Regions from separate parts of the Mus musculus genome. Here region 2 is linked to region 1. A link is a loop called in an ENCODE intact Hi-C map of the cell type or tissue named here. Cell type or tissue: heart. All regions are shown on one strand. Each heading gives the region's core, and the rest is flanking DNA. Links, peaks and the distances in the headings are about the cores only.

Region 1 (12,152 bases), core at 1,316-9,315:
GGGTATTTCATTTCTCGGCTGCTATGTGTCAGTTATCAGGTTCGTTGTTAGTAGGAATATCAAAGTACTAGCAAATGAGCCTATAGTGGTCAACTTGACAACACAGCATAACCCAATCACATGAAGTGACAGAGGAAGGTCAAGAAACCACACAAGGTCATAGTGCGATCTTTTCATGAGGCATTTTATTTGAATCCCCCCCTCCAAAAAAAATAGGAAAGAAAGAAAAAGTAAAAAAATCAGAGACATACATAGTCCTACTAGAGGTGAGATTTAGTTCTATGAAGAATTATATTTAATATAAGAAAGTAAGTACAAAAGTAAGCTACTTTGAAGATGATAGGAGCAATTCGAACTTCAACATTCTATCAAACGAGGAATGAAAGGAATAATTGATGATTTCCCATTGATACTGCAGCTGTAATTGATGAAAGCATATTCTACCAAAACCAAACCAAAGGGGAAAAAAAGAATTCCCAACTCAGCTAATTCTATACATTTAGCCCCGTAAAATGCAATTGGTAAGTGCTTAATTGCCATTTTTAGACACTTAACAGACTTTTATGTGGAAACTAAAATTGGTCTTTCTCTATTGAGCCTTATTTAGAATTAGGACGAATGAGAGGGCATTACAGGAAGATGGATTTTGGCTCAATACACAGAAAGCTTTTTCCTGCTAAAAGTTCTTCCCGTCACCGGCCGTGTCCTTCTCTAGCCTCAGTGACCATTTGTCAGGCATGACATCAAACTTGAACAAATTAAAGCCTGAACCACGCAGCTTCTATGGATATTTTAAGATTCCAAAATGTTGTCATAGAAGGGAATTCAATTAACAGTCATTTGGCCCATCCTTTGAGGGGCAGTCATTTTAGTGTGTCTTGCAGAAATTACACTAGACTTAGAAAATATTTGTCTCTACCTAATTCACAGTGCACATGATTCATCAAAGATGCTTAGCCAGAGAAGTTGTCCTAATGCATCCTATTTGAGTCAAAACATTAAAGATTATTGTTTCAGGAATATGTGCAGGGGGAAGGAAAGGAAAGAGAAGATGCAGCAAACACTCATATAAACTTCAGGAGACTTACTGTTTATTTGGAAGTAGGCCCTGAGTTCTATGACACACAATGAATTGTAAGCAAAATTACATAAAGGTGTGGGTGGTTTTCTAAATTTAATTTTATTGTTTTTTTAAAATTATTTTTACTACTTTTACATCACAACCACAGTTTATCCTCCCCCCCCCCCCACTCCTAGTCCTTCCCCTTGTCCTCCCCTCTCCCCTAGGTCTACTCCTTCTCTGTATCCTTTCAGAAAATGGTAAACTTCTCAGAAATATTGTGGTGGTTTGAGTAAACCTAGCTCAGGGAGTGGCGCTATTTGGAGATGGGGCCTTGTTGGAATAGGCGTGTCACTGTGGGTGTGGGCTTTAAGACTCTTGTCCTAGTTGCCTGGAGGCCAGTCTTCTCCTAGAAGCCTTCATATGAAGATGTAGAACTCTCAGCTCCTCCTGCACCATGCCTGCCTGGATGCTGCCATGCTTCTACCTTGATGATAATGGGCTGAACCTCTAAACCTGTAAGCCAACCCCTATTAAATGTTGTCTTATAAGAGTTGCCTTGGTCACAGTGTCTGTTCACAGCAGTAAAATCCTAAGGTATCAAACAAACATAGTATAACAAGTTACAGTAAGACTAGGTATATACCATCATATCAAGGCTGGGTAGAATTTTAGTGGCCATTTCTCCATGTGTCCAGTTCCTGGAGGGATGAAAAAGGTGAAGAAATTATGGAAATGGTTTTAAAGACATGTAACATGTTGGATGTTTAACACATCCTCAGTCTTGCCTGAGTGATGTCTTATACACAGGTCTTTCTTTTTTGTTTGTTTATGTATTTTTGTCACCAAAGATTGTGGCATCCTGTCCTTGGCAGATAAGAGTGAGGCCAAATGCGCTGAACAGATTCCAGTGTGAGGCTGACATCAGCACTGTATCTAAGTCAGGTTCTCCATAGTCACATGGCTGGTAGGTTCCAGTGTTTTTGTTTTTATTGTGTTTGTGAACAAGAAGCACAATAAGGGGTCAGTTAGTAGGAAATAGTCAAAAGAAGACATGTAGACCAATGACAGAGAGCTGAGTCCAGGAGGTAGAAGATACACAAAGAATAGAGAGAGAGAAGGGAGGGAGGGAGGCAGAGGAGAGGAGAGGAGAGGGGGGAGGAGAGAGGGACAGAGAGACAGAGAGAGAGAGACACAGAAAGACAGAGAGAGGGAGAGACAGAGACAGAGAGACAGAGAGACAGGGAGAGACAGAAAGAGACAGAGAGAGAGAGAGAGAGAGAGAGAGAGAAGCAATCTAGAGACAGGCAGAAACAGTAAATAAGCCTCAACCATGATATTTAAGCTCTGGAAACCAAAATAATGGGTGTTAGAACTCAGGTCAGCACACACCCTAAATATATGGCAAATGCTGAAGTACTTGAAGGGCATCAGAGCAAAGAAAGGACACAGTGTCTGCGAAAGAGGAATCTTTGGGATGAGATGGGTTTTAGTTTACATGGATAGACTCTGAGTGGCTAAGGAAATGACTGGTGAGAAAGTACAAGCAAAAGAAGGATGTGAAGACCACCATTTCTGAAAAAAAAATCCTTAGTTAAACAGTGGTGGGTGCACATTTGTGCGGAGCGAGGGTAAAGCAAACAGAATCTGCAGTTTGCTTTAACAGTGTTGAGTTTTTCCATGTAGCACTTCCGTGGTTGGTTAGCCTTGTCTCGTGGAGAAGCTTAAAGACGGACCATGAAACATAAGTGTTATTTGTTTACCTTCTCTGTCTTCTCCATAGGTACACTGAACTCTGAGATCAGCCATTCTCTGCCATGATGAGAGGATGAAGGTTGTTTCTATTTAACACTCTCTCTCAGTGAAATCATAAATCACAAGGAAGATTTGGGGGCTGTCAACATCTGACCATCGGACCAGCATAGGTGACTTCTAATCATTTTCTATAAATAAATGCTTTTTTTTTTTTTTTTTCAGCTGGTGATGATTTTCTGTCTTTCATGATCAGGCATGATCTTGAACCAAGAAGCACATCGTTCTGACTCCCCTGCATCCTTAGATAAACAGCAATGTGGAGGTGATAACTCGAATGGGGTGCTTTGAACTTTACTGTATCCTTTGCTAATGATTAGTTTTAGATAACAAAACCTAGGTATTATACCGGAGATCCATTTTTGCTCCATGCAAGGAAGGTGCATAAAAAGTTCTTTGCCCGCTCCTGGCTGTGAGCTAGAGAAAGACGATTTCCATGCTCTTCTGAATAGAAAAATTTAGGCAAGATCCAAAATGATGGGGAGATGCCACAGCAAATGCACGAGGCACGAAGCAGTGCTGGGTCTATTAAAATCCCATTAACTGGCTCACAAATTTCTTATTTTCATACACACAAGAAAACCTGCCAAGTTTGTCTCTTGGTTTATTATTCATACATGAGAGAAACTTCTTGGAGGAGATCATAAATACAATTTTTGTCAGCCAATCAGATGGGGGTGTGTGTTCTCCAATGAAGTGATAGGAACAGTGGAATTCAGACGAGTGAGGAGAAGAAATAGAAAATGAAAGCAGGCAGGCGTTTCTGGAAGTTGCCTCGTGTGGAGGAGCTTGAGAGAGTTGGTGAGTTAAAGAGCATGAAGCAACTCTCCTGAGCTGAATGGTGAACCCGCCCATAGGCAAACCTAGGTTCTCTAACCATTGGCTTCATGGGCAGTGCCCAGGGTGAACCCATGGAAGCTGAAACCACTTGGCTGCATAGATTATCAGCACCGTGGCCTGAGAATGCATGCAGTCTAATCTTTAAAACTGCCTGCTTTTGCAGCGACTCTCCTAGAACAGCTGAGATGGAAGATGGCATGATAGAGGGATTTGTATTCTGGCTAAAGTTACTGGGCTCTGACCACTGAGTCCAGGGAAGAATGGTGCAGGGGGAGTGGCCAGAGAGGGTCAAGTGGGTCTCAGTCATTTCAGGCTACAAGTCCCTTGTAAGCACCTTCTTTAGAGCATTGGAGCAACAGGGATCAACCAGGACTCACTGCTAGATCCCATGGATAGTTGGTTTTCCCTACGTTATTTGAAGAACTACAGGAGGACTTCCTAGCCTCTCCTGGAAGGCCGGGTGACTTTAGATCGGGAACTTATTTTTATGTCTTAATACTCCAATAGAAAAAGACAATAATGACAATTGCTGGCATACAGTGGAAGGTGGCATAGGGACATAGGTCTACCTTAGCTCCTATCACAAGAGGCAGGACACTAACTGCTGGGTACAGAGGACCCAACTCCTTGCTTTAAAAGGGACACTTATTGTCTTACCCACTAAGAGTGTCAGCATCATGATTCACAAGGGCAAGATTGTACGTCCAGGGTGATGGCCTTCTGGGGTAGACTTGATGTAATGGCTTTTAATTTGAGGTTATAAAACCCCATCTTCCTCTCCTTAATCTAAATCTCGGAGGCTGCTTGAACTCTTTGGTACCAACTGGAATCAAGGCGTCAACCTCCCTGCGTTAGTATCCAGCTTCTCTTGGTCTAATCTTGTTTCTCTACTCCCTTCCTTCCAATCTCTCCATTAGGTTCAGGTTCTGCTTCAGAGTTTACAACCTAGGAGGATCACCTTCAGAGAATGAGAGTCTTGGTTATTGATTATGAGTTTATTACAGAGATAGGTTATTTTATTTAGGCGGGTTATTTCATTGTATCTGAAGTTTTAAACATCATTGAAAGAGGGCTTGAGGGATGTTCATTGTGACGGATCCCTGGCTAGAAAAGGCCTATCTAGGTCCTCATGGAATTTTGGGAGCAAGAGGATGTGCTTTGTTCAGATCTAGAAACTATTAACATTGCCCACATCTCCTGTGTGTCTGGGGTTGTGAGTGGGCACGGCTGATTTTTCTGCTGTTATCATTGACAATCATGCTATATATTTTTAAGGTGATCCCCCTCCCCCTTTTCATTGCCTTGCTGCCAGGGAAGCTGCAGTGGTCCAGCTCCCTCTACTTGCCCTGAAGATGTGAGCATTGGATGTCCCGCATCCACATTGTGCTTCATCTCCTCCCTACACAGGAAAGCCAGGAACTTCGCGCTCTTTATTGCCTTTCTCTCCATCTACACCGAGGCAACACTATTGTTTCTGGGGAGACAGAGGAAAGAAAAAGTTGACTGCAGAGCTCCAATGTGATGTGTTGGGAGGAAAAAGAAACCACATCAAACCAAATGAAACCAAGGTACCAGTGTTTGGAAGAGAAATAAAAACATGCCTCAGGTGGTGGAGGGTAGTAAGAAGGCTTTTACCAGGTTATGATGAATAACCAAAGGTCCTCCTTAAGCTAAACTGACTTATTTAGTGATAGTTACAGTGACTTAGAATATACCTCTGGGGAGCATGCTCATTAGCTGTAAACACCCTTGGATATCTAGGTACAAAAAATGAATTACAGAGGACCTGTCTTCGACGAGAGTTGAAAGTGGCCATCTTTTAATTTTTTATTTTTTTCAGTACCCATCCATCAACGTAATACCTCTTGTCATTTCTATAGGTCACTATGATATTCTCTTTAATTCCTTTCATTTCCTTTAATAATGCAGAACTTTTGGACGTTTCTTGGAGGAGATAAAAGACAATCATGACTCTCAATGCCCGCCGTGCTCTTCTGTATTCAAATCAGAATAGAGAGATGCGGGTCTAGCAGACATAGTGCGATATCACTGAAAAGCAAGTTAAGGAATTTTAGACTGGTGTGTGAATGGGAAAAATGGAGGCAGGGAGTTAGAAAGAGTTAGAAAGGCATAAAATATAAAACCTAGATTAACAGGAAATAGAAACAAAGATCAACAGGAAGTGGAAATAAAGGCAAAAGAGGGAGAACATCCCAGGCATTTGAAATATGTTATATTACATTAAATGGATGCTGAAAGCTATTATTATTAATAAAATGAAACTCTATCCATGTACTTAATAGTAATAGAAGGGGTGAAAATTATTTCTTGTGTCTTCTTTTGGTGTATGTATACTTAAAACAATATCATATGGTTCCTGCCACCTAGCTCAACAATGACAGAGTGCTTCCCTCTAGGAACAACCACTGTGCCAAGTTCCCACGAGAGGGCAGCAGAGAGCTGAGAACTGTTAGTCTGTGGAGACTCAAGTTCACCACCTTGCCTCCTACAGCCACAGTCAATTCCAACATTTTAGGGATAAGGTAATAACCAACCACCCCAGGCATATGATGGTCTCCTAAAGGTGAGAGGAGGAGAGGGAGATAGGGAGGGAAAAGCGGAGGGGGAAGGTGAGAAAAAGGGGGAGAGGGAGAGGGAGAGGGGGAGGGGGAGGGAGAGGGAGATATGGTTAACAGTAGTACTGAGGTAAGAAGCTAAAGCCTTAAAGAACCCTTTTAAAGGTGCTATTCTGAATGCTAGGAGAGGCTGGTAGAAGAAACAAATTAGAGAGCATATTTATTTATTTATTTATGCTCAATAACTATTTTCATTATTGCATAAGCATATATGAGTTAAAAATTTAGGGTCTTGCTGTTTCCAAAACATTGATGCTCACTCAGGAAGGTCAAGGTTGAAATAGAGGTGAATTCTGTGTTGTCTCTCAACTCAGTGTTCCAGGAAAATAAGGGCCTACTGAGCCTCTGATGTGGCTGTGAGTGCTGCGCTGTATGCTTTGGGAGACTGAGGCAGTATGGCAGAAGCAGGTCACAAGATGCTTTCTGCACCTATTAATTCCAGTGGGCATTCTCTACCAAGACAGGAAGCTAGAGGTTGTAACTCACAAGGTCTTCCAAACAGTGAGTCATAGGGTTGAGACTCCGGTTAAAAGCCAGAACCATCGTTGGTTCCCATGCCGGGGGAATGCCATAAATATCACCCACTATTGACATTTCGTTACCTCTCTTCTCCTTTGTCTTCTATTTAATGATGCATCAAAGTCAGCTTAATGGACACAGATTCTCACTAATCACCAGGATAGATAGATAAACAAAAATGATCTATAGTGAATGTGTAATGTAGGGAAGCAAATGAGGGTTTGGGGTGAAGGAAGCTAAACCTAAGTCAATGGTGGGAAGTGGCAGGCAAGAGACAGTGCAGTCTAGGAGTCTGGGAGTCAGTCTGTCTGGAAGTCAGTCTGGGAGGGCAGAGTCTAGAGAGCGAGCCCAAGGTCCTCAACAGTTGTAGAAACCTTGACTTGTTTCCTTTATGTCTTAAATCATTTTAGATTTTTTTAAAATTTGTCAGATACCTACTTTTATAAATGAATTTTTATTTTTGGAGATTTTAATTACATCATTTCCCTATTTTCTTTCCTCCTTGCAAACTTTCTCATATACCTCTCCTTCCTCTTAAAAAATCATGGCCTATCTTTTTTCTAATTGTTTTTTCACACACACACACACACACACACACACACACACACACACACACACACACACGCACATGCACACGCACACATGCACATTTCTGAATACATACATGAGTTCACCCTGCTCAGTTTGTATAATGTAACTTGTTGGTATTGGATAACCAGTTGCTTTGCTCTTTCCTGGGGCAGACTCTTTCTCCTGCTTGCTTTCAGCTTTCCTTAGTTACTGGAAGTCACTATATAAGGTGGAGACCTTGTGGTCTCTGCCCCAACCACAATGACTATTGTTGTCCTTGTTCAGCTCATATCCAGGCAGTCATAAAGGAAAGACTTTGTCTGTGAAATTATTTTATACAGTTCTTCCCTAGGAAGAATCATATATCTCTATATCTACATATCCATCCATCTATCTATCTATCTATCTATCTATCTATCTATCTATCTATCTATCTATCTATCTTTATGTTTCTATGTCTACATATCATCTGTATCTATCTATGTCTATCTATATCTATCTTCAAATAGAGTCAGATAAAATAGATGTTCTCACTAAAATACCAAATTTTATATTGATAGGCGACACTGCTATGTGCTCAACACTGCCTGAGAAAAGAACTATACTGTTGTCTACCTGCTTGGAATAGTTTGAGGAGCAGAGTGTATGGAAAGAGCTCAAAGCCAAGAGTGTGTCTGGCACTACAGCTTGGGACCAGTTCAAGGACCTCCTCTGATTTCTGGGATTCTTCCTTACGGCCAATTTTTGAAGATCAAACTACTTTGACACTCAAGGTCAAATGGAGATGAAGACAGAATCTAATAACTGCTAAGTATATTGATTTCAATAGAGCTGGAAAAATACAGTGATTAAGTTAAGACTCACGGGTTAATAAGATGGTTGCTGAAGTCATGGGCAAAGTGTATGGAGGTCAACTGTTTATTCTGAAGTGCACCAAACAGTAAAATGAATTGATGACTCAATAGAAACAAATGGATTAATGAACACGTTTGATAAAACATTAACATCCAACTTCAGTAGTGTACACTGTGAAATTTGTTTCTTTTCCTGCTCTTGATTTTTTTTAATGTTAAAATATTAGAAGCAAACACTTTGGAATCCATGCAACCAGGCCAATCTGAATAGCAATACTGATTCACCAGAAATACTTCACCACCACTTAATTCTAGGAAGGAAAGTTTACTCATAGTAACTCATGAGGATTAGATTTGTCATCAATAGTTTGGGATCAATGTGCTATATTTTGCATCATATCAACCCATGGATGTATGAGATTTTATAAAAGAATATATCATCCTCTAGGAATAGAGAAAATATGATAGAAAAATCAAAGTTTCATGGGTGTAAATGGTAAAACAAGAGTGTACTTCTTATCAGCATTAAGTTGTTCATTTTTAAGCAAGTGTAAAGAAAATATACACCTCTACATTTAAGTAATTTTGTTTCTTGTAACCTCTATCCTGGGCATATTGGTTACACCATCACAATGCCTATTGCAGCTTTGTAAACAGACCCTGGCCTTTTAAGGTTTCTTTGTATTTCTTGGCAGTGGTGTGTGTATGTGTGTGTGTGTGTGTGTGTGTGTGTGTGTGTGTGTGTGTGTGTGTGTGTGTGTGTGTAACTTTTATCCTCTTCTATTCTATGATAGAAGTTTTAAAATATTATTTGTACTGTTTTGGAAGGCTTATAGAAAACTCACAAAAAAAATAATGCAGAGAATTCTTACACATTTGTCACACGCCATCTGCAATATTCACTGGTTACATAGGCAGTGCCCAGGTGTCAGGGAACTGGCATTGCTAGAGCTCTGTAGACTAATCTGTCGACTCTTTGCTATCACAAGTTCTGAAATGTGCTCAAAGACCTCACATTTCACTTAGTTGTAGGTCATTCTTGCCAAATGTCAACAATTCTTCATTTTGTTTTGTTTGAAATTGGGTTTCATATGACAGACAGAGATTGCATGCCTTTGTAGTTGATCTACTAATATTCCTGCCTCTACCTCCTAAGTGCAGGAATTAGGATGTTAGATCTTATCTTCTGTGGTGGTTTTGGCATTATATGCAGAAAAGACAAATCCATAACCAGAGTAAGTATCTACTCCATTAAGGACAAAATGTTGTTTTTACTACAGAAGAAGTGTTCCAATGTAGTCAACTTGTCATCAGATTGCTGGCTGGTCACCTCGAGGAATGGCACCATATCTGGGGCTCAGTGTTGGTCTCTGCTGTTGGCAGATCTGACATTCAGCAGCAGCTGTAGCCAGGTCAGCCTTGGTGAATGGAAGTCCATGTTGTTGAGCCCAAGCATAACCCCCATTCCTGATATCAACTTCTGATTTAGTTAGGGTTTGCTTTTCTGTGAAGAGATACCATGACGAAGCCAACTCTTATAAGGACAATATTTAATTGGGGTTGGCTTACCGGTTCTGAAGTTTGGTCCATTATTATCAAGGCAGAAGTATGGTTGCACCAAGGCAAGCATGGTGCAGGAGGAACTGCGTGTTCTACATCTTCATCTGAAGGCTGATAGAAGACTGGGTCTACATGGTTCTAGGAGGGTCTCATTGACCACCCCCAGAGTGAAACACTTAATAGTGCCACCTCCTGGGCCAGGCATATTCAAATCACCACATCTTCCACAACCTCTCAGATTTCAAAAAGCATGTGCCAGTTTTCTTTGATTTGCACTTGTCCAACTGTTTCATTGAGATAATTAACACTATGTATTTGGGCAACAAGTACACTGGTGATGTGACCATCTTCATGTATGATATCTTTAGATGCCTTTGATGTGTCTTCTCACTGCTCATGTTAATTCTGATACACTGACTTTCAAAGTCTCAGCAAGGGTTTCCCCCATTAAGTTACTGTTTTTCTCTTTGAAATTAATTAGTAACATATCTGATTATAAAGAAATATTTCATACTTTCACCCACTTACCTTATTGTCATTTTGTGGACCAGGTCTAACATTGTTACTGTGCTGTTTGGTTGGTTGAGCCTCACTGTTTCCATATGTATTTCCTTGTTAATTGGGTCTTATAATAAGAAAAAGCCACCATATACCCCCATTTATTTACATATATATCTACTTAATGTAACAGTAGACTCACTGGTGTTTATTTTAGAATTCATTGCACTATGGTTATTGCTCTCATGATCTATTTTGATGCTCACATTCTTCCAGATTTGGGCATTGAGGCTTTCTAGCTGGCTGTATGCCTTTTCAGTGTGTTCTCTCTATCAGTAGTTGAACATCCCCTTAATTCCCAGAATCACAGGACTTTCTAGGCTAAGTTTAATTTCCTTGTCACAGAACTGTTGTCAACCAATCTCCTCAGAAGTTCTGGCTCTCTTTATTTTCAAAGTAAAATATAGTTGTGCCCATTGCTCCTAGGTGCCATTAACTCTGGGCACTTGGCAGATACAGGGAGAGCATATGGCAAACGGCATACGAGTTTCCCTTTCTTCTATCAGCATGAGCTGATAAAAGAATTAAATACCACACTCACAAGTAATATAATCAATAACTGACTAACAGATTAAAGAGACAATTCTCAAAAGTGCAAGTGGCCAATATATACACAAAAATGTTTGGCATCTTTGTTCATCAGCAAAATGCAAATCGTAGCTACACCAAGATTCATCTTCCTGTAATTAGAATAACTACCAGCTCAGAAACACATCAAATGCTAGTGAGAATGTGCAGGAAAAATAAGTCTTATATACTATTGATGTAAATATGAACAAGTCTAATCCCTATAGAAATCAGTATGAAGGACTCTTAGAAATTGCAAAATAGAAGTAGCATAGAATAGTTGTGCCAGTCCTACGAATATACCTACAGGAGTCAAGGAAGAGATACCCACACATCCATATTTACTTATAGCTCTGGTCCCAATAGCCAAGTCATAGGATCATCCAGGCTGCTCATGAACAGGTGAATGAAGAAACTACGATGTTTATACAGAGTAGGATGAGGAAGCAGGGAATTATGCAACTTGAGGGTAAATGGGTAGATCATGAGATTGACATGCAAAGTGTATTAAGCCAGACTAAAAAAAAATTCAATGTTTTCTGTTTTATATAATATGCAGAATTTAGATCTAAAAAAGTTATATACATATATGAACAAAAATCAATGTACATATATGCATATCATGAAAGTAGAAAGTCTTTTTTTAATTTTTTTTAATTAGGTATTTTCCTCATTTACATTTTCAATGCTATCCCAAAGGTCCCCCATACCCACCTCCCCAATCCCCTACCCACCCACTCCCCCTTTTTGGCCCTGGCGTTCCCCTATACTGGGGCATATAAAGTTTGCAAGTCCAATGGGCCCCTCTTTGCAGTGATGGCCCACTAGGCCATCTTTTGATACATATGCAGCTAAAGACAAGAGCTCCCGGGTACTGGTTAGTTCATATTGTTGTTCCACCTATAGGGTTGCAGTTCCCTTTAGCTCCTTGGGTAATTTCTCTAGCTCCTCCATTAGGGGCTGTGTGACCCATCCAATAGCTGACTGTGATCATCCACTTCTGTGTTTGCTAGGCCCCGGCATAGTCTCACAAGAGAGAGCTATAACTGGGTCCTTTCAGCGAAATCTTGCTAGTGTATGCAATGGTGTCAGCATTTGGAAGCTGATTATGGGTTGGATCCCTGCATATGGCAGTCACTAGATGGTCCATCCTTTCGTCACAGCTCCAAATTTTGT
Region 2 (12,152 bases), core at 1,927-9,926, 530 kb after region 1:
AGGAGCTGCTCAGAGCCAACCTGAAAGCTTTTTCTTAAGAGTGATTTTCTTTCTGTCAGAGGGTATATTCTTTCCGAAGGATAATACAATGAAGAACAAGTTAGACTCCAAGGCACACATCTAATATTTTCAACAAGAGAGCTGTGTGGCCAAGAGTAGTTGTGTGTAATATAAAGAAAGTTTACCTTTCACTGTGAATAAGGCTATGACTTACTTCAATGATCGATTGAAGTATACATGAATTCTGATTTGAGAAAAGACCTCAAGGGGGTCACCTATTATATTAGCTATATTTCTAGTGGCTGGGACAAAATATCGTACAAAAGCAATTTAAAGAAGAAAATGTATAAACTTTGGCTAACAGTGTGAAGGTGCCATTAATTGTGACACGAGAGGTATGGTGACAGGACCTTGAGATAATTGATCATATTGTTTTTATATTAGGAAGCAGAAAGAAATGAATCATTGATGCTCAAGCTGTTTCTCTTTTTCTTGCAGTTCAGGACTCCAGCTCACAGAATCATGTTTAGGGTGGTTTTATTCATCATTCAAAATTATCTAGAAACTCCCTTGTAGCTTATTCACAGTTTTGTCTTCTGGGTAATTCTCCATCTTGTTGTCAAGGACCATTGTTATGAATGATCATATGCATAAACTGTCAATTATCACTTTCACATTAAAAATATTTAACAGTGTCTTTTGATGACTGTGATCAAGAACTGTTGAACATTCTTGATGAACTTACAGTTGATGAAGAAAAAGACCTGGGGCAGACATTGAAACTGCCCCACCTGGGGATCCATCTCATACACAGTCACCAAACCCAGACATTATTGCAGATGCTAAGACGTGCTTGCTGACAGGAGTTTGATATAGCTGTTTCCTGAGAGACTCTGCCAGAGCCTGACAAATACAGAGGCAGATGCTCTCAGCCAACCATTGTTCTGAGCAGGGAGTCCCCAATGGAGGAGTTAGGGATAGGACTGAAGGAGCTGAAGGGGTTTGCAACCCCATAGGAAGAACAACATTATCAACCAATCAGAGTCCCCCAGAGTTCCCAGAGACTAAACCACCAACCAAGGAGTACACATGGAGGGACCTATGACTCCAGCTGCATATGTAGCAGAGGATGGTCTTGTTGGACATCAATGGAAGAGGAGACCCTTGGTCCTGTGAAGGCTTGATACCCCAGTGTGGGGAATGCCAGGGCGGGGAGGCAGGAGTGGGTGAGTGGGTGAGGGAGCACTATGATAAAAGCAGAGGAGGGAGGGAATGTGATAGGGATTTTCCAAAGGGGAAACTAGCAAAGGAGATAACATTTGAAATGTAAATACATAAAATATCCAATAAGAGAGAAAGAAAGAATATTGGTGCCTTTATTTTGTTGAGGAAGATAATCATGGGGATGAAGAGATGCCTCATTCACATCTATATGCTGCTCCACATAGATCCACTGGCTGAACATCAGAGATAAGTGATTTGTACATCAACATAACTAAGAGTTTCCTTGTAGTCTAAAGTTAACCTAACTGATGAGGATATGAACCAATGCTCTCCAATTTACTCATTAAACACACAGATTTGATAACTTTTAAGAATTAATAAATAAAAAAGAATGCACTTTCTCATCTTTCTAGTTTAACATCTGATTTGTTCCACTTGTGTGGGAGCCCATGTGAGGGCCTGTGGGGAATCTTTCACATTTGTCTGCTTCAAAGACAATTTGGGCATGAAATGAGGAATGAAGATCTAAGATACCCATTCTTCCAGATCCAGTGCAAACTATGACATCATGTGATTCAAGTTTAATTTTAATAAAAGTGATATTGTATTTTTGACTGATTCCAGGTCCAGCATTTAAAAGAAAAAGATGTGAAACAGAGTGATATCAATTTCAATTAATTTGAGAATTGCCATTGCTTCATTCAGACACTGAAATAGGAAAAGCAAGACATGATTTCTGAGAGTGAATTCTAGAAAAGAAAAGATGTTTGATGAATATCTGAGCATCTGTTTCAGGGATAGATTCACCCATTTGGGATTTTCAGTATTTCTTTCATAGTGCAGGCTGCCAACCATTTTTCGTTCCATTACACTATGCCTTGTGACATTTACTGAACAAGCATTTTCATGTAAATGTTAAATGTTAAACATATAACAGAAAGTGGGTTTAAATTAATGCTTTATATAATAATGGGCATGGGTAAGTCTAAAGCCTTCAGAACCCCAAGCTGAGGATCCCAGGAAGATATCATGGTTCAAATTCAGAGACCATCAAGCTATTAGGCCACCCAGTGAAAGTCTGGTGCTGAGGCTCAAGTTTGAAAATGGCAGTCTAGAGACTAGAACTTAAAGACACCACAGTTTGAGCACTGTCGAATTGTGTAATTTTTGTGTGTGTGTGGAAAAAGGTCTTCAAAGGAGCATGTGCTGTTCAAGCATAATATATAGTGGGATGTTCTTTACACAGCGGCCATGACATGACTTTAAAGGTTAATTGCATCCCAAAACACACATATAAAAACATTCTTAATTGTGTTTGAGTCAATAAATATTTTAGCATACTAAAATGGTCACAAATTGCACATAAAATTAACTCTCTCCAAGTTAAGGCATGAAGGCCAGTGCATAGAGAAAGAGACTGAAGAGCGAACATCTAGGCAAGGACAGTTCAGGGATGATGGACATTTTAACCTTGATATCTAGAGGTACAAAGGAAACAAAACCCTGAATAATATATACCTGGGAGACCAGTTGATTTTCTGTACAACTAATGTTGAGAAGCCCTAGTAGAAAGCTTTTCCTGAGGTTTTATTCCAAATGAATGAAGATGTTCCTGGCAGAAATTAAAGAAGTAAAACTTCAGGATATGTTCTACATTGAATAAAAATCACTACAGGGAAATTTTGGTCCCAGTAATGACAGAACAACCCTTTCAATAAGAATCCGAAGTCAAGACAAGATATTGAAAAATAAAGTGACAGGAAAGCATAATAAAGTCACTTAAAAAAAAGGTGGAAATTGACTGCTATGAAAGGAAAGCACACACACACAGAAATGGGTTCCTTAAGAGAGCTTTATAGCATATGGAGTGCAGGTTGGCAAGAACTCAAGGTGACTCTGTCTTGTTCCTCCTCTATGTCTCTCTGTCTCTCCATCTCTCTGTCTCCCTGTCTCTCTCGCTCCATTTCTCTCTCATGCCCCCACTCTGAAATGGCTCTTTCCCCCTCTCCCACTAAATCTCTTGCATTAAGGCAAAGATATCTCAAGCAAAAAGCTAGAATTTTATTGCCAGGCTATGAAAGAGAGTCGAAACTTGGAGATGACAGACAGCTGGGAGTTGGAAAAACACTGACAATCCCAGATAACAACTACAGAGGGAGAGGGGTCATAGGAACCCATCCTTCAGCAAGATTGGGCTAAGTGGGAAAGTGGGCACATAAACAAGGGTTCTGTAAGAGTCCACTTTTAGAGCATGATGCAGACTAAGAAGGGCTTCTGAGCTTTCTTTAAGATACCTTATCCCATCTGAAATCCCAACATAAATGCAAATGAAGTGTTAGATGCACAAGGAATCCAGAATAAAAAGAACACATAATGTGTCCTAGGATAACATAAAGCAAAAGTCCACATGTAAGCAAAAATTTAACTTCTGGCAATAATAAAAATAGATGTACTTCAAGGTTTGATAAACTTTTCTTTTGATAAATGTATAACCTCTAATGTCAAGTATAAAATCTAAGTTATAGACCTCTAAAAGAGTACTAACACATAGTGTTAATAAAAACAAAGAACCAGATAGACAAACATTGCTCTTTTTTAGGTGGGTAAGGAGATATGGGAACATGTAGGAGGAGTTGGAGGAAGAGAAATATGATCAAAATATGGTGTATAAATACTCAAAGTATAAACAGAATTATAAAAAATTAAGCCATGTCCGTGGCTGTGATCAGGGCTAAAGCAATTACATAACATGTGAGATCTTAGGTTTACTTTCTAGTACTGAAAAAAAAAAGAATTAGTCTTTTGAACTGAGAATTGTAAAAAGGACACATCAGATATACTCAAAATTCTCTTGTTTGTATAAGGCTCAGGATGGACTTGAGGGAGTACATAATATATAATACAAATATTAGGAATCTTGACTGGTATGAGTTTATTTACTTATAATTTTTATAATATACACTTGAAATTATTGTATAATGATTAAGTATAAATTGGACTTCAGTCTTAGTGGTTCATAGGAAAATTTGAAAGCTATAACAATTTGGAGACCATTTTCGCAGTCCTGGCAGGAGGTGATGGTAATTCAGTGCTGGATGTTAATATTCAGTGCTGGATGGCAGCTAGATTTGGGAGATATACTTTGGAGGTGAACCTGGCAGGAACTGCTGATGTGTTTGGCTACAAGGTAAGAGATAAAAAGGATTCAAGAACATTTGGTTTGGGGAAGAGTGAGTAGACAAATGGCATTACTCATTTAGAAACTGTGAAGGCAGTGTTGCAGAGCCAGTGGGAATGATAGGCCCAGAGCTCTATTTGTTCCTTCGATGTTTCCAAAGCCTTTGTAATTCTGGTACAATCTGAGCTAACAAGAAAGCACTTGCCTGGTTTGCTCTAGAATTTAGTATAGAGTCCAGTGTTTACTATTTTTACTTGGAATCATTAGTAAGAAGATTGAATTTAAAGCTACCAAACTTTGAAAATGAACTTAGCGTATATACATTTCATTGTAGAGGTATATGTTTCTTTGGCTAGATAATCTGTGGCTGGATGAAAATTCTCTAAATCTAGTGATGGTGTTTCCATTCTTCTCATATTTATTGTGAAGGTCTTTAAAAATGAATTTTAGAGTTATAATACTCTCCCACTTTCTTCCTTACAGTCCTGTGTCTATTGTCTTCCTTCCATCCCCTTGCATACACCACAAGGTCTCAAACTGAAAGCCTCATTTACTTAGATTGTTTATATCCTCTCTCTCTCTCTCTCTCTCTCTCTCTCTCTCTCTCTCTCTCTCTCTCTCTCTCTCTCACACACACACACACACACACACACACACACACACACAGAGTTAAATGTACAAAAACAAATACAACCTGCTGAGTCCATTTTTAGTTTTTAAGTCTATATGATTTCCCTGGCTGGCTATTTGCTATTGGGTAACTGTTGGAACACAGTTCAGGAATGAGGTCTTATGAGGAGAATTCTGAGTGCTCCAAGAAAACAGTGGAAGAGTCTTGTGACTTCAGTTTCTTTAAAACACAGGATTATTATTGGAATGTGTTTTCATGGTCCTCCCAGGTGTAGCAAATGGGAGAGAGTTTACTTGGGATTACTCATTATTGCTTGCTGGTGTTATTTAATTAAATGTCTAAACCATCCTTTACATGCCTCTTAAAAAACATAATGTAGTTTTGCCATGTGTGGCTTGTCCTTGCGGTTGTGTACAACTTGAACTCGTGAGATGCTCACTCTCGTGGCTTTTCTTAACCCTCAGAGTATAAACTGTCTGATGCTCTGAATAAGAATGGTTATTCCTAAGACTTTAGACCGGTGGATCTCAACCTTCCAAATGCTGTGACCTTTTAGTGCAGTTCCTCATGCTATGCTGACCCCAAAACATAAAGTTATTTTTGGTGATACTTCATTAGCTATAATTCCTCTGCTGTTATGAATCATAATGTAATTATCTGTGTTCTAATGGTCTTAGTTAATCCATGTAAAGGTGGTGGCAGCCCACATGTTAAAAAACACTGCTTTAGACAGTCTTATTTATAGGCTTCATTCTCATAGGTAGAACTGTCTTTATGTTGGTGATAGATAACCAATAATAGATTAATCCCGTGGGGACACTAATTCGCTCTTTCTGAGAAATCATTAGTGGCCTCTATCTGTGTGTAGGGATGAGAACCTGTGAAGTTTCACCCTGCTATTCTTTCACTCTGTGTTATGCAGCCACTTTATAGGAAAGACTTTCACAGTAGAGTTCTTTGTATTCTGGCTCTTACTATGTGTCCCTCTTTCCTACTATTTCTTGAGTCATAGGTACAGGAACTGTGATGTACATGTCCCCCTTGTGGCTGAGTTCCCCATGATTGGTTGATCTCTGCATTGTATACACTTGTAGATTTCTGTGATCTCAATTTGCTATAAAAAGTTGATTCTCTGATGCAAAGTATTAGCTACACTTATAGATGGGTACAGGGTAAGATTGATAATATTGTTGGGAACTATGCTGTTATAAATGTGGCAATTAATAAACTGTTTCTTAACATGCATGACCTCAATAGGCCCAGTAAGTTGAGCTTGTTCTAGTATTAAACGTAATTCCACTTCCATCCTGCTCGGGTTGACTGAACTTTAAGTCCAATTAGAGAGCTCTTGGTTTCAACCAACCTGTCAGTTGCCATTGGTTGCGTCTTTATGTCTAGTTTTTCATGTTCACCATTGTTCTGGTTCATAGATGTCGCAGATTGGTACATCTGTTAATTGCTTCCTTCCTTCCTTCAGAAGCTTCACAAGTATTTCTGGTAACATAAATATTTATTAAGTGTACTGACAATGAATGAAGTAAGAAAAGAAAAACAGTCATTTTTTCAGGCTATCAATTTTAGTAAGGAAAGGCAGAGCAAAATCATTAACCAATAAACCAACAAATAAGCAATAAATATGAGAAAGTATGAGAAGAGTTGTCAATACTTATACAGAATATTTAGAAGATGAAAATTTCTCTAATTCACTTTAACATATAAGGCCTATATGATCGTGGTGTGGCATTTTGAGCAAATTCATTAAAGTTGATTATTTTTACATCTTTAAAACTGAGATTAAGAACAATTCACATAGTGTAGTGGATCTTTGTACACAGCTATGTGAAATGCAAATACTAAGTCTTACAGGCATTTATTTTGTGCCATTTGTGAGCACATGGACCAGAAAATGTCCCATTTCTATCACAATAATTTCTATAGTAATCTTATTACACCTTAGCTAAAAATGATCATTAGGGCTTCTTAAATTTTAATTTGCATTATTGCATGGAAAAATATTGCACCTTACATGGAACAGTTTTGACTCTTCTATAAAAACCTGGTGAGGATAAATCTCCAAAGAAGCATCTATGAAACTCCACAAAATCTTATTTGTCAGCCTCACCTCATTTTGTAGTCTGAAAATAAATTTCAGAAAGAAATCGTAATATTTTTTCCTAAGTAATAAACACTGCCTTCTCCTTGGTCTGGGTTGTGAGTATTTTCAAGGGGATTTTACCTTCACAGGTACAAAGAGAGAAGATCCTATTTTAAGAGAACCCTGCCAACCCCTTACCTGTTTCTGTCTAGGTAGAAGATGGATAGAGCCTGATATCAATGATACCTGACCACAGAGACATACCAGCCAGGGCTGCCTCAGCTGGAACTCTGGGCACTCATCTGTGATGTAGTATTGAGTAATTTCCCAGCCCTGATAGTAAGCAGCTCTGGATTGGTACAGCTGGGGTCAACCCTGGCTGCCTTGAGAGTATCATGAGAATGGGGTGTCATGGCATGTATCATGAACACAGATGCCAAAGCAGCAGCTGCAGGCTGACCAGCCAAACCACATAGCATCGCCCAAATCTTTATGAGATACAGTTAGCGATGGTATCTCTCTTAGAGCCTTCATCATCCTTTATTTTTTACACAGTTCCAACAGTAATATACAGCCGGGTCAAGGGGAAATGCTGTGATCTCTGTCTATATACCCGAACACGTACTATAGTCCTGCTCTATCCTTATTTGTATTGTTACCTTCTGTAATATTCTTTCTCTCCTTGTTCCCTTCAGTTTTTTTTCCAATAGGAAAAATCAGAAGATATTTTTATATAGTTATTAAAAACATTATGAAGTTTGTGTGGGCTAAGTTATAAATCATATTGTCTGACATTTGGTATATACCAACTTTTCAAAAATTAGTTAGTCCCATTCTGTTTTCTCTTGCTCTGGTTGAAATCAATTCTGCTTAGTAGGAGTATTAAAGTTAATTAAAGTTGTTTTCATGAGCTGGGAGATAACTCAGGGGCTAAAGCGCTTGCTGCTTAAGGATATCAATGGGAGATTAGATCTCTAGAATCTAGGTAAATGTTGGTTGGGTGCGGTGGTCTACCTGCTTTTCGAGCCTTAGAAAATGGAGACAGGGATCCTCAGAGCAAGTTGGCTGCTCATGAGACTAGTTGTATCCTGAAGTCTGCATTTGATTTAGAGGTCCTGCTTCAAGAAGAAGACAGAAAAGAATTAGAGGATCACTCTATATATCATCCTCCACATGTATGTGCACATCTGCACTTATGTGTACCCCCACACAAGCAAACACACAAAAATGTATGCACAGCACACATACACACACACACACACAAATGGAAAGCAAAGAAGAAATGTCTCAAGGTCACATAATTAAAATTAAAAATAAGAGGTAACTCCAGTTCTTACAAATATTTTTAGCGAACATAAAATGTATGAACATTTAATAGAACATTGGTATAAAATTAATAAGATACCTTGCATTTATATTTACACTTAGATTAATTGAAATGAAACACCTTAAAATTTCAGACCTTCAGTCCTTTTTCTGTATTTGAAGTATTCAGAGATCATGTGATTACATGGACAGTACAGGTGCACAGACTCATCAGCTTTGAAGGGAAACTGGATAGATGTAAAAACTACCAAACATGATCTGTTAATCCTTACTATTTGTTAAGCAAAATGAGATGAGGGCAGTTGTAGAGGCTGACTTTTTTTTTTCGACACAGGGTTTCTTTGTGTAGCCCTGGTTGTCCTGGAACTCACTTTGTAGACCAGGCTGGCCTCGAACTCAGAAATCCGCCTGCCTCTGCCTCCCAAGTGCTGGGGTTAAAGGCGTGCACCACTACGCCAGGCAAGGCATATGTCTTTAACCCCACTCAGCACTCAGGAAACAAAGGAAGATGGATATTATGGAGTTCACTTTCAGAGATGTCTACAGAGTAAGTTCCAGTACAGATGGGGATACATGTCAGACCCTTTCTCCAAAAGAAAATGAAAATGTTTATTGAAAAACATGCTACATATACTACATAAGGACAAAATTGTTATTTGGTAGAAACATGAGCAATTTCAAGGATTTGGTGACCAGAGAAGAAAAGTTCAACTCTGTAGGTGCGATATCAGGGGTCCCGTAGAAAGATGTCTAGTGTCATAATGACTCCTGTTGCTGTGATAAAACATCAAGACCCCAGCAACTTGGAGAGGAATGGTTTTATTTCACCTCCACTTCTACTTCAAGGTCTGTCATCTAATGATGGCAATGCAAAAATCTAGAGGCAGAAAATAAAGAAGAAGGCATAGAGGCAAACTGCTTACTGGCTTGCTCCTCATGGCTTGCTCAGCCTGCTTTCTTATAGAAAACCCAGGACTATCTGGGCAGTGGTGGCATTCACACTGCCATTCAACAGGAAAATATACCACAGGCTTGACTACAGGCAATTTGATGGTTCTGTCCCCCAAATGACTCATTAGTGTCAAGGGTACACAAAACTAACCTTACAGTTAGGAAAGGGATACCCTTACCAACTGGGGTGCGGCTTGGTGTCTGGAATCCTTTACCTGGAAGAGCCAGACAGAGGGTGTTGATGTGTGGAAGTGTTGGTGAATTATATAAAAGACATTACCAGGCAAAACATGCATTGAAACTATGAACTGAGAAACTCTTCTGCTTCCTTCCATACAAAGAACAGAAGCTAACCCAAGAGACTTATTAAAATACATAGCACAAGATTCAGGGAAGGATAAGGAAGAAATGCCTGCCAAAGAAGCCTCAAGACAGAGATGTTGAATGTTGCTACAGAGCCCAAGAAAAAGTGGAAGTCAGAAGAGCTGTCTGTGACTCCTATTGTATTGAGACTGGACTGTGCTAAGCCTCCCTTTCTGCCTCAAGTCACACACTGGATACCGTCATCCTTCCTCTCTAACATCCACAGTCATAGATACTGTCACTTTGCCTCTGGCTTGTCCTGCACTTTGGTTGATTGCACTTTGGTTTGTTCATTTGACTCATGCATCATTCACTCAGCTGTGTCGACTCCTGTGAACCCCGCACTAGCAGCACAGACAGGACAAGGCACTAATTTCCTCTCTAGGACTCATTTCTCTGTGACGTGTCTTATATTAGACTGTACCAGGGAAAGTCAACTCTGTTTCCAATAGCAAACCCTCTTCATACAGGAAAGTATTTCACTTCCCCTATAGCACATGAGAGGAGAGGGGTGTTCTAGCTTTGTTGCCTCTTAGAGATAAGTGCTATCCTTTCTCCCAGGTCCTTACCTCAGGCACTTCTGGATTTCTGTTGGATTGTGGCTCTCTCCAGGAAACATAACAGTGATCAAGAGTAGAATTTCATAAATGATAATTCAAATCACTTCAGGCAGTGCTTTTTAGTTTTATGCTGCAATTTCATTTCTTTTCATAACTATTATTTATACTGGCACTGCCGTTTTAAAATATGAAGTGATCTTTCTAGACATAAATTACATTAAAGTAAATATATTTTGGTGAAATAAATCATAAATGCTATTTTTCAAGTAAAGAAAACACTAGTTTTAATCTTTGTGATTATAGTTGAATCAATATCTAAAATTTGGGAAATTCTGAATTTGAGGGTGAGCTAGGAAGGGCAGTACCACCTGAACTCTATCCCTCAGAAGAGCGTGTCATCTCCTTAAGTCACTTTACATGGAAGAATAATGCATTTGCATGGATTATTATTGATGCAAAGAACAGCATCAATCTGAAAAACAACAGAGACATGTCTAAGATTTTTACTCTTCTCAGATCCATGCTCACGTAAAGAGAGCTTATGACTTAAAGGGAACAGCACTGATATTGCACATTGCTGCTAACTCCCCTGATGCTCCTACCCAATGTAGCAGGCAAAGGAGACCAGGTGATGTTGGCACTTGGGAGCTGGACTTTAGGGAAGGGATTGTGAGTTCAGGTAAGCACAGTCTTTTATAATGAGCAGGAAGCTTTCCTGCCAGTGTTCAGCTTGGCAAAACTATGTTTCACGTGCTAAACTAGTGTGCTTAGCTTTTGCTCCAGAGCTTGGCTTTTGCTCCAGAGTAAGATCTTATCTGTGTCATCCCTAACCATCATGTGGCTGCTGTATTTCAGCAATGTGATACCTAACAATCAGTAGCTTAATAGATACTGATTTGGTTTGATCATTGTCTTGATCATTTTGATGAAAACAGAGCCATACTTCTCAGTCCATATATAACAGGATATATCAATATATCAAGATAAATTTATATGTATGTATACGAATATATTATGATAAAAATAATGACTATAACCTATTCATAGACAAATATTACATACACTTAAGTTGATAATAGCATAACATATGAATGTAAACAATACATAGGCTATTACTGGGGTATTGCATGAATAAACTATGGCACTTTTATTATATAGCATATTATTACATGTTCATACAAAGAAGTTATTCAGAAATGTGTAAGTTCAGTTGATCTAGCAAGCTGGGAGGGCTGTTCAGTCATTTTTTTTAAGAGGTAGGAATGTTTACAAGAAAAGCCATTAGTTATAGATGATTTTGCTTTTATCCAGATGAGCGTAACATAAAGAATGAGACATATTAGATGAACATACTTATCACCACTCACTAAGTTAAGGTGTTTATTACAGATTGGATTTACCCGCTTCCCAATGTTTACTTGGGAAAAAATCAAGTAGGTTTCTGAGCAGCATACTTCCTATCCACATGAAGCATTAAGGATCCCCTCATTTCTCACAGCCACATTTTCTGTGGAGTGGCAGAGGTAGAAGTTTTCCTATTATGTTAAAACCTTACAAAGGAAAAAAAAAACTTTCAGCCAAGCTCATACCAGAAGATTCCATTAACTACTCTTAAGTAGTATTTTTTCCCTTTAAACATATATTGCATTTGCCGAGGCATGATTTTCCATTGCTCTGCAACAAGACCTTTGTGCAATTATTTTTTGATAAATGTCACCATTTATCTTTACTCTAGGCTGAAAGAGTCAAATAAGTATGACACCCAGCTTCATAATCCATGCATAAATCATTAGATTACATCTACATTTGTGGATGGAATGGAAT

The links. Peaks named below come from ENCODE experiments on the same cell type or tissue, not always from the same donor. Only the 100,000 strongest peaks of a DNase experiment are listed, where the experiment ranks them.
Region 2: it touches region 1 in a loop (6-fold over the local background); 2 of 42 quality-filtered maps call a loop at or near these places.

Annotation. Positions count from the first base shown.
Region 1 is chr12:97,866,621-97,878,772 of GRCm38, reverse strand. It overlaps Gm35326 (a long non-coding RNA gene), which reads left to right and starts at 5,024. Exons shown (of 3, transcript XR_381821.2): 1 at 5,024-5,280; 2 at 6,130-6,255; 3 at 7,998-8,587. In heart, for the core only: a CTCF peak has its summit at 6,139 (motif pointing right); no DNase peak of the experiment used is centred there.
Region 2 is chr12:97,340,853-97,353,004 of GRCm38, reverse strand. Gm40552 (a long non-coding RNA gene) reads right to left here. Exons shown (of 8, transcript XR_872918.1): 5 at 8,143-8,243; 6 at 6,397-6,527. Among named protein-coding and RNA genes, the nearest start is that of Gm40552, 100 kb to the right of the region's middle. In heart, for the core only: a CTCF peak has its summit at 6,107; no DNase peak of the experiment used is centred there.